2 separate regions of the Homo sapiens genome follow, and region 1 is linked to region 2. A link is a contact called in ENCODE Hi-C data. All regions are on one chromosome and are shown on one strand. The core of a region is the stretch at or near the end of the contact, and the rest is flanking DNA. Distances in the headings are between cores, read along the strand shown. Region 1 holds the start of SPTA1 (spectrin alpha, erythrocytic 1). Region 2 holds the start of OR10K1 (olfactory receptor family 10 subfamily K member 1).

Region 1 (6,566 bases), core at 4,044-6,543, 220 kb before region 2:
AGTGGTGTAAAATATATCTAAATATATAATTCTCATTTTAAAATCTCTCTAATTTTTGACTTCTAAATGGGCCAGAGCATTTAGATAATACAATTCAAAAAATAAAGTTTGTTTTTTTTTTTCACTTCAGGTCCTCTAAGATTATTTACCCCTTAACTTTATTTGAAAATTTACTTATTACTCAAGTTCGTAATTCTCTAATAAAAAATAGAACTCTTTTCCAATTTTTTCTTTAAATAATCTGTCTGTAACAAACCCTAGTGTCTCCTGTAAACTCTCAGCACCAATGTATATAGCATAGCATGCAGTTTTTATTCATTTTATTTTATTTATTTTACTTTAAGTTATGGGATACATGAGCAGAACATGCAGGTTTGTTACATAGGAATACATGTGCCACGGTGGTTTGCTGCACCTATCAACCCATCATCTAGGTTTTAAGCCCCGCGTGCATTAGGTATTTGTCCTAATGCACTCCCTCCCCTTGCCCCTCACCCCATGACAGGCCCCAGTGTGTGATGTTTCCCTTCCTGTGTCCATGTATTCTCTTTGTTCAACTCCTACTTGTGAGTGAGAACATGCAGTGTTTGGTTTTCTGTTTCTTTTGGTTTGCTAAGGATGATGATTCCCAGCTTCATCCACATCCCTGCAAAGGACATGAACTCATTCTTTTTTATGGCTGTATAGTATTCCATGGTATATATGTGCCACGTTTTCTTTATCCAGTCTATCATTGATGGGCATTTGGGGCATGCAGTTTTATAGATTGTACTTCCTTTTATACTTCCATGGTATTTTCCATCCATTTTTTTTTTTCCTGAGTCCTTTTAAATAAGGGTCTCTATATGATCAGAGCCAATGAATATTCTTGGGAGATTGTAGAAGTAGAAGAAGAAAGTCAGAGGTCCAAGCGTTAAACCACCAAGGTATAAGACTTTTCCATCATGCCCTTTCTTCTATCTCAGCGACATGCCTTGTTATGTGCACTAATAATCATAAACAATGCTTAGAGACTGGAGAATCAATGTTAGTTTCAAGGGACTTTGAGTGCAGGATGGGACTGAATTTTAAGTCACTAAATGCCAGAGCAGCAGCCAGAGTACTGTCAGAGCAAACTTTACATGAATCTCTGCTGCCTACAATGATGGAAAACTCAAGGAACTCAACAGTTTTTATGTGTCAAAACCTTCCCCTGAATGTCTCCTGTGTACTTCCATATTGCAGTTTTGCTCTAAAGACTATGATTCTGGCCAGGTGCGGTGGCTCAATCCTGTAATCCCAGCACTTTGGGAGGCAGAGGCAGGTGGATCACCTGAGGTCAGGAGTTCGAAACCAGCCTGGCCAACATGATGAAACCCTGTCTCTACTAAAAATACAAAATTAGCCGGGTATGGTGGTGCATGCCTGTAATCCCAGCTACTAGGGGGGCTGAGTCAGGAGGATCACTTGCACCTGAGAGGCAGAGATTGCAGTGAAGTGGGATCGTGCCACTGCACTCCAGCCTGGGCAACAGAGTGAGACTCCAACTCAAAAAACAAAACAAAACAAAACAAAACAAAACAAAACAAAAACCAACCAACCAAACAAACAAACACTATGATTCTTATACACTTTTTTTTCTAATGTGGTGAGAAACAACATGAGATCTATCCTCTTAACACATTTTGAAGTGTACAATACTGTATTGTTAACACTTATACAATGTGTTGTACAGCACAGCTCTAGAATTCAATCATCTTTCATGGATAAAACTTCATACCTACTTAATACCTATTTTTCCTTCCCTCAGCCTCTGACAAGCACTATTTACTCTGTTTCTATGAGTTGGACTATTTTATATACTTCCTATAAGTGGTATCATGCAGTATTTGTCCTTCTGTGACTGGCTTATTTCACTTAGCATAATTTCATCAAGGTTCACTCATGTTGTCATATGTGACAGGATTCCATTTGTTATTATGACTGAATTATTTCAATTGTATGTACATGCCACTTTCATCAGTCATAGACATTTCAATTGTTTCCATTTCTTGACTTTTGTTAATAGTGCTGAGATAAACATAAAAGTGCAAAAGTGCAAATACCTCCTTACAATCCTGATTTTAATTCTTTTGGCTGTATACCCAGAAGTGGGACTGCTAGATTGTATGATAGGTCTATTTTTCGTTTTTAGGCAATGCTACACTGTTTTCCACAGTGGCTGCACCATTTTACATTTCTATCAACAGTGTACAATTGTTCCAACTTCTTCATATTTTCAGCAATACTTATTTTTCTATTCCTTTGAGAGTAGCCATCCTAACAGATGTGAGATAATATCTCAGTATCGCTTTGATTTGCATTTTCCTGATAGTGATGTTGAGCACGTTTTCTTATACCTGTTAGCCAATTGTATGTCTTCTTTGGAAAATCATCTGTTCAAGTCCTTTGCTCATTTTCTAATTTTCGTTTTTGTTATAGATTTGAAGAAGCTCCTTGTATATTTTGGATTTTAACCTCTTGTTAGATGTATGCAAATATTTTCTTCCATTCCATAAGAGAACTTTTTTTATTGCTTATTGTTTTCTTTGCTGTGCAGAAGATGTTTAGTTTGATGTAGTCCAATTTGTTTATTTTTGCTTTTGTTGCATTTGTTTCTGGTACCGTATCCAAGAAGTACTTGGCAAGACCAAACAGATCACTTTGCTCTGATGCCTGAGCAGCAGCTGAGGCAAGCTGTTCAGTGCTGATTAAACTACTATGTAAAGTACAAACCCTCCCTGAGGTGATAACCATGGCCAGATACAACAGCCCTCCAAATTATCCCCATCCTTTTAAAACTGTATAAAATACTAAATATATAATTCTTATTATATATGATAAAAGTCATAAAGCTTTTTCCTTGTGTTTTTTTTTTTCCAGGAGTTTTACAGTTTCAGGTTGTAATTTAAGTCTTTAATCCCATTTGAGTTGATTTTTGTACATAACATAAGGGTCCAATTTCATTTTTTTATGTGAATATGCAATTTTTCCAACACATATGTTGAAAAGACACTTTTATTTCCTTATGATCAGTTCTGCTGATTGGGCCATGCTATTTCTTTTTTTTTAAAATAAACATTATAGAATTAGTAAGCATTTTTACTTTCTTTTTATTGTGATGATTTTACTTTAGTTCTAGGACACATATGAAGAACATGCAGGTTTGTTACATAGGTATACACATGCCATGGTGGTTTGCTGCACCCATCAACCCGTCATCTACATTAGGTATTTCTCCTAATGCTATCCCTCCCCTATCCCACCACCCCCGCAACAGGCTTCAGGGTGTGATGTTTCCCTCCCTGTGTCCATGTGTTCTCATTGTTCAACTCCCACTTATGAGTGAAAACATGTGGTGTTTGGTTTTCTGTCCTTGTGATAGTTTGTGGAGAATGATGGTTTTCAGCTTCATCCATATCCCTGCAAAGGACATGAACTCATCCTTTTTTATGGCTGCATAGTATTCCATAGTGTATAGGTACCACATTTTCTTTATCCAGTCTTTCACTGATAGGCATTCAGGTTGGTTCCAAAGGGCTAATATCCAGAATCTACAAGGAACTTAAACAAATTTACAGGAAAAAAACAAATGACCCCATCAAAAAGTGAGCAAAGGATATGAATAGACACTTCTCAAAAGAAGATATTTATGCAGTCAGCAAACATATGAAAAAAAGCTCATCATAACTGGTCATTAGAGAAATGCAAATCAAAACCACAATGAGATACCATCTCATGCCAGTTAGAATGGCGATCATTAAAAAGTCAGGAAACAGCAGATGCTGGAGACAATGTGGAGAAATAGGAATGCTTTTACACAGTTGGTGGGAGTGTAAGTTAGTTCAACCATTGTGGAAGACAGTGTGGCAATTCCTCAAGGATCTAGAACCATAAATACCATTTGACCCAGCAATCCCATTACTGGCTATATACCCAAAGGATTATAAATCATTCTACTATAAAAACACATGCACACATATGTATATTGTGGCACTATTCACAATGGGCCATACTATTTCTTTGGTCACAAGGTTATCACATGTTTGGCATTCTTGCTAAGATGATTCTGGAACAGGGAAACAGAACAAATAATGTTGATGGACTAAGAGAAGATTGACTAAAAAAATAAGGAGCAGAGTGCCATGATAATCATATTGATATGGATTTGACTATTTAAATACTTTCAAACCAAATCACCATAGAATGAAACTTTGTTTTTTAGGGACTGTTTTCTCACATAAAGACGGGTATGATAATACCTGCCTCACAGAATTTTTAAAGATTAGAAATTAATGTAAATTGATCATGTTAATATATAAATATTTCATAGATGTTGATTCTTTTCTCTTAAAGATAAAATAATTTCCTCTCCTTATCCCAACTTCAGACAAATATTCCTCAGTGCATGTGTTATAGTGCAGTCTCTAAAATTATGTTCCTGCCTTTACTACTAAATTTGACTTGAATATAATGAAACTATATGGAAAAGTAAAGTAATCCAGACTTTCAAGAAGAGAATGTAAAGGACTCTCAGTTTTTCTATGTGAGATCCAAGAACAGGGGAAACCACAAATGTAGAATCAAAATCTTCTCTTGTAGATCATGGAAGTTAGATTATTCAAGCTGCATTTACACTGGAATGAAGTTTGGCATGGATAGCCCCACTGGCTTGTAGAAAGGTCTAAGAGCATCCCACTATTTTCTTTTTGCTTGTTTGTTTCATTTTTGTAAGTTAGTCTAAAATAACTATGCCTATGGAAAAAGTCTACCTCTTTTTGTTCTCCATTAAAATTAATACATACAGTAGGATGATTTATACCATATATATCAGAAGTCAGCCATATTTTCAACTTTTTTGTGACATCATTGGTTTGTCAAATAAGGTATCCTAATTTTTGTTTTACAAAATATTAATGAACACATCATATAACTTTTTTTGTTCCTTCCATTTAAATGATTAAGAGTACAACTAAATCAGATTTTTAAAGACCAAATTGTTGAGGTTAGGAATAAAATCTTATTTTGTGAAAGACTCTCTAGAAAAAGCCAGGATAATTCGTTGACTTAAAGACTGTGAAAAATCTGCAGTTGAGTTGGATGAAGTTGTTGAGCTGTATTTCCTATAAATATATGGGGTTTTTTTTCTAATTTTTCATCCAAAAACCTTACTTTCATTTTTTAAGTCTTATTGAGTAACTTTGAAAGCCAGAGCCTCCCAAAACTGCTGAGTCACCCAGTATCTGTAAAACTTAGCAGTTGCCTCAGCTGAGTATGTCTTCTAAAGATAATGTCGATTGTGTATGGCTGATGGGATTCTAGGACCAAGCAAGAGGTTTTTTTTTTTCCCCCACATACTTAACGTTTCTATATTTCTATTTGAATTCGACTGGACAGTTCCATTTGAATTATTTCTCTCTCTCTCTCTCTCTGACACATTTTATCTTGCCAGGTTCTAAACCTTTAGGAAAAATGGAGCAATTTCCAAAGGAAACCGTAAGTACATATTTCTCTTCCATGCAATTTGTCATTAATATTATTAGGAAAGATGTTTCCTTTAAACTTTCTATACTATCTTTCCCAGGAACATTAATAATTATTTGGCTTTTAACAAATAGATAATTTTACTTTTAACTATTTTTTGTGAACAATAACCTTGAGCTTATGTCTGTGCAGCACCAAGACCCAGTAATGACTTAAGTCGGTTCCCAGAGAGAATAAGTAGGGAGATTGAAGCTAAATAACACCTAGTAACAACGTGAGTCTCCATGTAATGATCTAATTCTATAGCCATGCCAGTAATGGCAATTCACAGAGTAGCAATTATACTTAGGAGGAATAATGGGAGATTAAAATTTAAACTCTATATTAAACATTTTGGCTGAGGTAAGCTAGGGAAAATGGTATCCATATCCAGAAGAATGAAGGTGAACCCTATGGTGATTTTGCTGGATATTGTCACAAACAGGTTGGCTCCCACTCTGGGAAAAGGATACTTATATATTGTTTTAGAGTAAAAGTTTTTATATTTCAAAAATAAATTGCAGACATGCTAATAATTTGAAATTTGTGACAATTGGGCAGAAGATAGCTGAACTTTTGATTTATAGTGTTTGTGAGTAAAGCAAGTAAAGAGTAAATATATGAGATTTATTTTTAAGTATGAAGGAAACAAAATTTTCAAACTGTTGCATATATCATTAACTAAATTAATTGCAAGCCATTCTTAATTATTTATTAAATTAAGTTAAAAATAATAAGCACTTCTCAACACCTTTTTAGCCCTTGAAAGCAATAACATTATATTTCTTTTTATCTATCTGAAATTATGTGATTTTGCTGATTTAAACTTGCTCCATGATCAGTCCAATATAATTATATCTATAGAACTTAAATGCTAGCACAAATTTATGTAAAAAGTGAGGAGAGTCTTCTGGATAATCAAGAATTTTTAACCTAAACAGAAGCTATGTCTGGTTAAAAATTACGTAAATATACTACAGCTCTTCTGACAATAGTCCCTAGAAACTTCAGGATATCTGAATATA
Region 2 (5,948 bases), core at 2,861-5,360:
TACAGATGGCCATATAGCGATCATAGCCCATGGCTGCCAGCAGGAAGGAGTGAGAGGAGCCAAAGAAGAGGAAGGAAAACATTTGGATGGCACAGCCCAGGAAAGAAATGGTCTTCTTCTGGGACAGCAGGTCAACCAGCATCTTGGGTACAATGACAAAGGTATAGCAAATCTCAGAGCAAGAAAGGATGGCAAGGAAGAAGTACATGGGAGTATGAAGGGCTCTGTCCAGCACAATGGTGGAAATGATGATTGCATTGGTGCCCAGAGTGAACAGGTAGAGGAGCAGGAAGATAACAAAGAGCAGCTGCTGCAGCCTGGCCAGGGATGAGAAGCCGAGGACGACGAACTCTCTCACCACAGTCTTATTGACTTGCTCCATGGAGAGCACTTCTATAAAGGAGAGTCAGGGACAGAGGTAGAAACCAGGATCCAGAAAGGAGAGTGGAAATGTACGGGAAATTTCACACAAAGTTTGCAGGTGGCAGGCATTTCCAGATATTTGATGGAATTCTTCATTCCCCCATTAAAATGCCTGCTAAAAGAAGAATTAGGCAAAATATGCAAAAGAATAACTGATAGCCAGTTTGGAGGCCTTCTCTAATGTGAAGAACAGGTTATCTCTCTGACCAAGGATTAGGAAATTTGCTAATAGTTTTCCTTCTTATGTAACAGAGAGATTGTTGTTTTTGTCACTTACTATAAACCCAAGGCAACTCACTCTCCAAAGTGGAAAACGTTAACTTCAGCTACCTGAAGCTGATCAGAATATAGAACGAAAGAATGAATAATATTCAGACATAATCATGTGGACTTCAGTTTATCCAACCATGAAATGAGAAAGGAGATAAAGTATTCCATGGTCTCTAAGTAAAGATGTGAGCACACATCTATTTACTGGGAACTTTTTATATCTCCAAGGGAACAATAAGAAATACTATTGGAAGTTCCACAAGTTGAAACATTGAGTCAACAGTGAAACAAAAAATAACATTAGCCAGATGTGGTGGCTCACACCTGTAATCCCAGCACTTTGAGAAGCCAAGGTGGGTGGATTGCTTGAGGCCAGGGGTTCAAGACCAGCCTCGGCAACATGGCAAAACCTGGTCTTTACTAAAAGTACAAAAATTAGCCAGGTATGGCAGCACACACCTGTAATCCCAGCTACTCGGGAGGCTGAGGCATGAGATTCACTTGAGCCCGGGAGGCGGAGGTTGCAGTGAGCCAAGATTGTGCCTCTGCACTCCAGACTGGGTGACACAGTGAGAATCTGTCTCAAAAATAAATAAATAAAATAAAATAAAAATAAATAACATTAGTGCATTAGTATAAAGAAAAAAATTCTTCTTTCAGGAAGAGAATAGTCACCAGGGTGGTAAAGAGAGATGACTGACTTTGTGGCATTTTGTAACACACTTCACTTTTCCATGCTGAGCTAACTTGGAGAAACTCAGAGAAATAAGAGTTTTGTAGAAATGACAGAGCTTGCTACAGAGTGTGAGAGAGAATGGCACACTTGGGAATTTTGCCAGTTTCCCCTCTCCTGCTGTAAACCATAGGCTTTGTATCTTTTGTATGTTGTTATGTTAATAAGATTTCTTTTGAACATTCTGCCACTAAAAATATTTTGCAAACTGCCATTACAAATTATTTCTAAAATCATCTTAGGCCTAATTTTTTTCACTGGAACATTTTTCAATAACCCAACCTAATAAGTAAAAAAAGCACTATCTGGATACAAAATCATCCAGTATGTCTTGCTGGTATCCAGTCTTCATTTATATACTTCTGAAGTTACTACATCATTTTGTCTTGGGAAATTATTGGCATCTGCTACCAGAATTTTGTTGCTGTTACTTTTCCATTTTTCTATTCAATAGCAACTTTTTTTGTTTCCTGAATCCTAAGTTAATTCATCAGGCATTCTTGAAATTCATTATATCTATTCATAGAATTTGGAGATGATTTTTTTTCTTTCTTACTTACTAGAAACTGGTCCTAAACTTAGTTAATATAATTACTTATTTTAATAACGTTAGTATAACTATAAAGATATTACTATTGTACATAAACATAGAAAAAGTAAACACAATGTATACCTCCATTGATATTTGTGTATGAGTGTGTGTGTATTAGTTATATGTTTTTATATACAGAAAGGTAAAAGTTTCCCTACATAATACCTCCTTCTGGACAAATGATTTCCTGTCTATTCAAAACAATGAGGAAATCTAAACTTATGGTCATTGCTTAGCCTTGCCTCATTGCTTTCCCAAAAGACTTTCATTTGAATCTTCTTTCAACTAATCAACCTTTAACCGCCACTAGGCCCTCACTTGACTGAATATGATGAATAATGTAAACCATGGAAGCTGGAATTCTCTGATTCTGAAGGAGTACCTGTATCTAACTGATACCAAAGAGAATTGTTTGGATTATTTTTTGCTCAGGCACATGAGGACAGCTGATTCTAGTCCAGTGGATTTTTACATAGTATTAATATAAATCCATAGCCTAAATGAATCATGTGATCGATATAATTGCCTTTTTATGATCTATGGATTCAGCTCCATGGTGCATCTGAGAAGGCAGCCCCCATCTGCTCAAGATGCCATTAGGGACCACCATAGTGTGTTGTCATCTGTACTGATAGAAAGACTTAAGACCAGGAAAATAAAAATTCTCATCCTACAAAATACGTTCAAGCTGTAAAATGAAGATGAAAGATCTTTAGGGTGATGTGAAAAGATTTAGGTTTCAGGTCTAGTCTTCTGTGACTTTAGATGAAGTATATACCTTCAATATTTAGTTTTTTTTTTAATTAAAGGGATAGCATAAACAGTAATGGAATAAACTGTTGGGATATGTGGAAGGCACTGAAGCAGAGGATCCCTGAACATTTTACAGAGGAATTTTGACTAAGATAGTATCGGAGTACTATGACCCCTAGGAGCCTTTCTTGCTCAGAGAATCAAAGACTCTCTAGTTAGATGATCTCAAAATCCCCTTAATTGTGATATTTTAGAACGTATGAATAGAATTCAGGCTATGATCCTTGGAGATGCTACTTCAGTGTTTTATTTTTCTAATTCCTCAGATGCTCCACTGGGATTTTATGTAATCTGGATTTAAATAGAAACAAAGTACTTGAGGGTGCTGGGTTCCCCCAAAAGAAGGCAATCTACAGAGTTTTCACGTGTAAAACTTTTAAGAAATATAAATATTTATTTTAAGGAAAACATCAATCAGTTAGCTGAGAGAAATTATGTAAGCAGCTTCAGATAATAAAGGAGTGAAATTTTAACTTCTTAGATACAAATAAAAATCTTTAATTTCTCCAGATTGCCATATTAAAATGGAGTTTAAGTACTAGATTTCAATTATACCTAAAATTATACATCCAGGAGTACACAGCAGAAACAGAAGTAGAAGAGTGAGAGATGAGAGACAAGTGGAGTATCTGTTTCATTTAATCCATGAATCCACCAATGAACAAAAAAGAGAAGTAGAGGAGGAAGGAAGGAAGGAAAGAAGGAAGGGAGGAAGGAAGTAAGGAAGAAAGGAAGGAAGGAAGGAAAAGAAAAAAGAAAATAAAATCTAGCTATGAGTAAGAATGACCCAATATGATCTTCAAGAACAATTCAGATAATTTTTTTTTTTTTTTCAGAAGGAGTCTCACTCTGTTTCCCAGGCTGGAATGCAATGGCACGGTCTCGGCTCACTGCAACTTCTGCCTCCCAGGTTCAAGAAATTCTCCTGCCTCAGCCTCCCAGGTAGCTGGGATTACAGGTGCACGCAACCATGCCTGGCTAATTTTTTTATTTTTAGTAGAGACGGGGTTTCATCATGTTGGCCAGGTTGGTCTCAAACTCCTGACCTCAGGTGATTCACCCATCTTGTCCTCTCAAAGTGTTGGGATTGCAGGGGTGAGCCACTACACCCAGCCAAATTCTGAGAATTATAAAGGCCATTCCCAGTCACTCTTAGTAAGTTCAGTGAAAGGTAGCCTCTGATTCTCCTTTTTAACTCTGCTACTTACCAGAAATGCCATCACTGATCTCCATGGGAGGCACAGAAAGAGGCTTTCTCAAACACTACCCATCATTCAAGTCCAGTCCCCACAAATCCCCAAGCTAGGTCAATGTTCCCACTGCTCGGTAAGTACTTACATTGCTCTCTCCCTTCTAATTTAGAGAGAAGCAGCTATTCAGTATTTGGCAGTCTCCTGACAAGTAGCACCACTGCCACAAATCAGAGCCTGAGGAAATAACAGCAAATGAGAGGGAAGCTGCCTTGAGATAGAAACTCTCATCTGAATCAACAGAGCTAGCCTCCTCCATCTATCAGGACTCCCAGCTTCTCCAGATAAGTCACCATCTTCAGAAGTTCTGATGACCAACGTGGGATGTGGTTATTAGAAGCATGTACTGTAAACACTGGACTCCTGAGGTTAGATCTACTGCACTGGAGCTGTTGTCTTGGGGTTAATTAGGAGTCAAGTTCATTTTGGAAAAAATAATGTCACCAGTTTCTCAAAGGTGGCCTCAGTTGAGGAGCCTGGGGAGTTGAAGTCATGAGCATAATTAGCCCATGTATGCTTTGAAAGTTGAGTCCATTTGAAAGTTGTGATGGATTCTGAAGGAGAGCCCACCACAATTAAGACTGTAATGCAACAGACCAAGTGGAAAATTTTTACTGAATTTTAATCAGAAGACTGATGTATTTGTCCAATGACACTCAACTTCAGTGTTTCTAAGAATCAAAAGAGGGTTGAATGATGTTTTCCAGGGCGCTGCCCCTAGAAACTCTAATTAAGAACATTGAGATGTTTTGCAAAAACCTAAAATTTTAGTAAGTATACTAAATCTAGTTGAGCTCTGTCATCAAACAGTGTGTTATCTTATTAATGCATTTTACCAGAATGACAAAATAATATAGAGTTGTGAATTTTGTTCAAGCTAATCTATAAAGCCAATATAATTCCAACCCAAATCCATGCATAAATTTTGAAGTCACCCTGACAATCAGATTTCCAAAATTTTCATGAAATTATAAAACAATTTTGTAAAGGGCAAGTAATATAGGCCCTCACTCTTCCTAGTAAAAAAAAACTATGCTTTAGTAATAAAAAAGAGCATGCTATTGGTGCAAGAAGAAATAAGTAGTATAGAGACAGAAAGGAGAGCTCAGAAATTAATGTATGTGTATTTGAGAACTTGGTCTTTGGCAGAAGTGACCTCACAAGTCAGTGAGAGAATTATAATTATGTACTAAATAATACTGGGAAGCCTCTGTGTATTCCACCGCTCAGAAGGAGGTGACCTGGTGGAATATGAAACGGTTTACTTGAGGCTCAGTTACTGCACTGGCTCTGTGCCAATACCTAGTACAGCCCCATGTGTCTGCCCAAAGCAGAATATACTCTGAACCAGCAGCCAAAGGATTGTGTTCATTCTCTACTAACAAGAATGTATAAGTCTGAGAACCGACGTTTAAGGGGAGATGAAATGAATCCTTCTGTTATTACTCCTAATGACTTATATGCATAAGTTTGAGCTTTGTGGATTAGAAGTGTTATTTCACAAAGGAGTGTTACTTCCACCAGAAAACACAAAAATGGTGATTGAGATGGCCCCTTGGCCACTTCAGTCTACTTTGTCCTTCTGTACCAGTAATCTACAGACAGAAATGAATCCTGTTTTTTAACGAAAAATAGGGTGTTGCCGCTACACTACCAAGGCAGAAAATAGTATGTCTAGAATCTAGATGTTCTAGGGCATTTTTTATTACTTCATATATAAAGGCAAAATTTAATAGAAGACTAAAACAACCTAATTTAGGCAGTCACTAATAGTTCAAGCCCTTCAGAAATGTTGGGGTATTAGGTGAGTTCAAAAGAATATAAACAGGTGACATTTTAAAAAGTCATAAGCATCAGTGATAGTCAT

What was found. Hi-C counts contacts between places; a loop is a spot of excess contacts on that map.
Region 1: a map of Caco-2 shows a loop between it and region 2 (7-fold over the local background). The contact joins the promoter of SPTA1 here to the promoter of OR10K1 in region 2. A Hi-C loop is called at or near these places in 1 of 168 maps with a recorded cell type or tissue (Caco-2).

What each region holds. Positions count from the first base shown.
Region 1 is chr1:158,685,442-158,692,007 of GRCh38, reverse strand. SPTA1 (spectrin alpha, erythrocytic 1) reads left to right here and starts at 5,293. Exons shown (of 52, transcript NM_003126.4): 1 at 5,293-5,514. The coding sequence starts at 5,491. RefSeq lists cis regulatory regions at 1-77, 2,575-2,872 and a silencer at 3,232-3,446.
Region 2 is chr1:158,459,996-158,465,943 of GRCh38, reverse strand. OR10K1 (olfactory receptor family 10 subfamily K member 1) reads right to left here and starts at 4,110. Exons shown (of 2, transcript NM_001004473.2): 1 at 4,040-4,110; 2 at 1-538. The coding sequence starts at 382. LOC107985212 (a long non-coding RNA gene) reads left to right here and starts at 3,173. Exons shown (of 2, transcript XR_001738256.3): 1 at 3,173-3,773; 2 at 4,194-5,948.